Linked DNA regions of Mus musculus: region 2 is linked to region 1. The links are chromatin loops, found by intact Hi-C in ENCODE. Cell type or tissue: left cerebral cortex. All regions are shown on one strand.

The links. Hi-C counts contacts between places; a loop is a spot of excess contacts. Peaks named below come from ENCODE experiments on the same cell type or tissue, not always from the same donor. Only the 100,000 strongest peaks of a DNase experiment are listed, where the experiment ranks them.
Region 2: a loop joins it to region 1, with 6 times the contacts of the local background. A loop is called at or near these places in 8 of 42 quality-filtered maps.

Annotation. Positions count from the first base shown.
Region 1 is chr4:48,770,047-48,772,546 of GRCm38, forward strand. No RefSeq gene overlaps it. Among named protein-coding and RNA genes, the nearest start is that of Gm52718, 3.9 kb to the right of the region's middle. In left cerebral cortex, a CTCF peak has its summit at 1,541 (motif pointing right); DNase peaks (open chromatin) are centred at 1,530 and 2,025; H3K4me3 peaks cover 462 bases; H3K27ac peaks cover 325 bases.
Region 2 is chr4:49,626,087-49,628,586 of GRCm38, forward strand. No RefSeq gene overlaps it. Among named protein-coding and RNA genes, the nearest start is that of Gm45952, 4.6 kb to the right of the region's middle. In left cerebral cortex, a CTCF peak has its summit at 1,147 (motif pointing left); a DNase peak (open chromatin) is centred at 1,130.

The DNA.
Region 1 (2,500 bases):
AACTAGATTAGACAGGACTTTAGTGTCTGACTCTACTTATTGCCAAGTGACCACCTAGTCTCCCCCCATCCCCAGCCCATCTCATATAAAATCTCTGCTGCAGAACTAGTATTATCTTGTGGCAGAGGCCAGCCAGGACCTGACACAGAAGGTGATGGCTAGGCACTTTCTAAAGGACTGCCTGAAAAATCTTTCTATGACATTCTGTCAGTTTTGGGGACAAAGCAGTTGACACCTGAGTGTGTGTGTATTGCACATACATATCAATACACACATATACACACATAGAGTTTGAAATTAGTCTCCCACTCCCTTTGCTTAAATGTTGTTTCTGTGTTTACACTTGTGTATGCATACACTTACACACACACACACACACACACACACACACTCTAAGACAGACAGACACATACTCAAAGACAGACAGACAGACATGCAGACAGACATACACACACACACACACACACACACACACACACACACACACATACAGGGAGGGGGAACAGGGCACAGATGCAGTTAGGAATAGACAGGGAGCAGAAAGATTCACTCTTCTTACTGACAGAATCTAATCTTGAGATGAATTGGTCCCTCATAAGCCAACAGCTGGGTTTAACAGTCATAAAAAAAGTACTCCCGCTTCATAGATCAATCTGGAAAGGGCTTCATTCCAAAACAATCCAGAGACATCAATCGCAGTTTTCAGGATTGATTACATCCAATTCAAGCCACAGTGGCTCTGAAATTAGTCTCCACCCTCTCTGCTTAGGTATTACACTTCTGTGTTTCTGTGTGCACACACGAGGGGGAGAGGAGAGAGAGGGGGGGAGGGAGGAGAGAGAGGGAGAGAGAGGAGGGAGAGAGGGAGAAAGGGAGAGAGGGAGAGAGGGAGAGAGGGAGAGAGGGAGAGAGGGAGAGAGACAGTCCAAGGACCATAAACTAGTTCCTTCCAGTCACAGCACAGCCTAATGGTCCACGTGATGCAGGGCAGCCTGCAATTCAGGCACATATTTTCTGGGTCTACTCTGTCAGTAAATAATATGACACAGATGCTGCTGAATATTTTATGATGAGCTTGCCCCAGGAGTCCCTAAATGTTTTATGATTTCCGAGGAAAGCAAGCAAGCATTCAGAGCTGTTATGTTCAGCAGCAAGCTCAAAATCTTTATTATGTCTGAGGTAAGAGGACTTCCTTTCTCTCACTTTTGAAAGAAGACAAAGGCGAAAGCGTCAGATCACGTGACCAGAGTAAACAGGAGCGCATAACACCTAAGCGGAGGGGGTGGAGACTACTTTCAGGGCCACTGTAATGATCCTGTGGCTTCAATTGTACGTAATCATATCTCGGGATTGTTTTGGAATGAAGCCCATGGAGCAGGAGTACTTTTTTGTTTTGTTTTGTTCTATGACTGTTAGGCCCAGCTGTTGTTTTACGAGGGACCAATTCATCTCAAGATTAGATTTTTGTCACTGTTGGAAATGAGTCTTCAAGGCCTCCTCTTCACCGTGTCTATATTTTCTTAAACAGCAGAGGGCGCCCTACCGACAGCAAATTTAAGGCTTTCCCCACGAGGGTATTTATCTCCCTCTTTGCCCTTGTTACAGCATTTAGTGGGCTCAGTGAGTTGGTTTGGCTTATTGTACACCGGTTTCTCCTTTATTTTCAAGCTGTTAGGAAGTTTCTATATCTAGATGGTGTGAAACTCTAAATACTGGTCTGAAATAAGTCTGTGCTGTATGTGCTCAATAAAATCTAGTAAAGGAAAAAGAGCTACGGACAATTTGGGGGCAATTTTCCAACGTTGACTCAGATTTTAGTTTAAAAAAAAAACCAAACTAAGGAAGCAGTTGCCTGTGCTCTTCCTCACTTTCAATGCCGGGAGCCTCATTTCAGATGGAGAAGACTTAGCAGATATCCACACCTCTCCTTACCAATTAAGCAAAAGTCTCTTGCTGCAGGAAGGCTGTGTCGCCAGCTCTTTCCAGGCTTCTCTGGTGATTTGCATACGCAAACAGCATCCAGCCTTTGATCTGTTCCACTGGAAGAGGCAGGCAAGCATAGTTTTGGCTGATGCGGAAACTACTTGTGTAGCCTTTAGAATCGGTCTTAATTTAGAAATCTGACAGACTATAACCCTTTCTACAGCTCTTCATTCTGCGCCCATCTCCCTCCAGTTTTTTAGGCGAGAATCAGCACTGCAGCATGAGGTCTTTGGTAAAATCACAAATCCTTTCTCTAAGTGCCTTTGGCCATACATCTCACCGCTATTTTCCTTTCTCGGACCTCTAGTTGTAGCAATGGCTTGCCCTTCATAACTCCACACTGCTTCCCTCCTCCTTCTGGCTGGTTTTATGCCTTTCTTCATTTTCTAGATGCAGTGAAAGCTGAGACTTCCACACAGAGAGGGAAAGTGGTTACTTAAGATGTTGCCACCCTGCATCAGAATGTCTTACAATTTTCTGTTCTTGAAGACTAGGGAAGATCCTGGGAGATGCTGCA
Region 2 (2,500 bases), 860 kb after region 1:
ACAGGCTATGTATGTATGTTGCTTGGCCTTCATGTGGGTCCCAAACAACTGGATCAGGGCCTCTTCCCAAAACCTGTTGCCTGTACGTGGGATATGTTCTTCTAGCTGGGCTGCCTTGTCTGGCCTCAGTAGGAGAGGATGTGCCCAGCCTCATAGATAGGATGTGCCAGGGTGTGGGGATATCCAGGAGAGCCCTCACCTGCTCAGAGGGAAATGGAAGTGGGATGGTGGGGGAAGATTGTGGGATGGAGTGATCGGGAGGTGGGCATGTGTGGGATTTAAGTGAATGAGGAAAAAAAACAAAAAACTCCTTATCTTCTCTCTCCTGGAAGAAGAGGAGGCCTGGCTCTAGCAGACACAGTTGTCTATAAGCACACAGTGAGCATTGAACATAGGCATGGTTGACCTGGTGATCTGGGGAGGGGGAAGTGACAGTGTGGAGACAGAAGAGTGTGCTGAATGGCTGTAAGTTAGGGAAAGCTAAGGAAAGAGGGGTTGGACTTCTACAGAGTACTCTCAAGTGGGGCTGGATACCACTGTGCTCCGCAGCTCCTTCTTTCCCTCCTCTCCTCCTCCTCCTCCTCCTCCTCCTCCTCCTCCTCTTCCTCCTGCTGCTCCCCCTGCTCCTCCCCTCCCCCTCTCTCTGTTGTTTTAGGCAACACAGGGGTTCTCAGCTCAGCAGTTCCTTTTAAATATGCCCCGACAGGAAGCATAACACAAAAGTCACAACTCCCACTTCCTAAGAGCTTTCTCCTGACCATTCTGAGTCTAAGGCGGATCTGGTGGATTTCTATATAGTAGGTGATGCCATTTTAGGTACTATACAATTTTTCTAAAAAATAATAAGCAATTTTCAGAATGATATGGAGGTCACAATCAAACTCAATGCAGACTCTGTGGAAGACTGTAATGGAGGAGACAGAATAACAGTGGTTCAGGAAAAAACATTTGCAGAGACTAGGGAAAAAAATCAAGCAAAAGTCCATACAAAGTTTCAGGTTTTTTTTTTTTTCCTTGAGAGCATTGAGGCACCTTAAGTAGCTGTCCAGGTTTCTCAGTGTCTGAGATGACTGAAGCAGTTCCTTGTTGCCACCCAAGCTGTAAAATAGGGACTAGCGTGTTCTGCTGCCACCTTGTGGCGGAATTGTGCCATTAATAAAGACACATTCAAAGTTACATAGGGCTCTTTTTCAACAAATACTAACTTGGAAAAACTATTTGAAATTCAGCCGACTTCTCCCTTAAAAATATAATCAAGCTAGGAATTGTGGCACATGTTTGCAATACCAGAACTTTGTAGGCTGAGGTAAATGGGCCATAAATTCAAGACCAACCTAGGCTATGTAGTCAGCCTGAAGCACATGATGAAACGCTCAACGCATAGACAGACAGCTAGGCATGGTCACTCATGTCTATGATCTCAACATTCAGGAGATTAACACACAAGTCTGAAGTAATCCTCATGGTGTTTGAGGTTACATAGTGAATTCCAGTCCATTCCAGGGCACAGTGTGAGGCCGTGCATCAAAATCAATTTTTAAAAATCCCAATAAGTGAAAACATTGGTATTTATTAAATTATAACATTAATGAAAATGATGAGACATTTATAAGTGGAGTCATATGAAGTTACCATTTAAAGTGGTGGTTTAAAGATTATCATTAAAGTTGCTAGGCACCATCCAATCAGATGAAGTCCTTAATGTTAAGGAAGAAGAACGGTGGATACCTTTTCCCGTCTAGTGGGCAAGGATTCTGCCAGTGGAGTCCAACTGCAGCCATTTCCCTGGTTTGCAAAATCTGAACTAACCAAGCCCCATGACTTCATGAGCCAAGCTGTTCTTTTCTCATCCATCTTCCTGTGTGTGAGTGTGTGTGTGTTTGGGGTGTGTGTGTGTGTGTGTGAGAGAGAGAGAGAGAGAGAGAGAGTGTGTGTGTGTTTCTGTAGAAAGCCTTGCCATGTGTGAAGATGACAGATGACTTACTAGGACTTCTGAGAAGGATAACTTCCTCCGTAGCTGGATGTGGGGGGAGGGCACTCACAGGGTGAGAACGTAAACTTTCAGGAAAGGCTTGTTCTCCTCTCAGTATTTCCTCCCGGCACTCAGAAGTTAAGGTTGGAGGTGGCTTTGATCTCTTTCCATCTTCCTGAGACTCCCTTACAGATTCTAACCCCATTTTGCTGGCTTTATTCTTAAGAAACACAGAGGCTAGTTTGGGTCCTCACACAAGATTCGTGGAAGAAAGCAGATGAAAGGAAGAGACAGAGACAAGACAGGTAGGTAGCTCAGAACAAGGACTTGAAAGCAGAAACCCTTTGATCCTCTGGCCAGGAATGCCAGAAGGGAGCTTGAGGGTTTTAAAATCTCCTCCTAAATGAGCACCACGCATGGAGGCTCTACCCAAAGGTAGGAACTGAAACCATCGTGCAGACATTAACCCTTTCTGTCTAATAGCTATGGAACTGGCTCTATATTTTCATAATGAAATGGCTCTCTCTA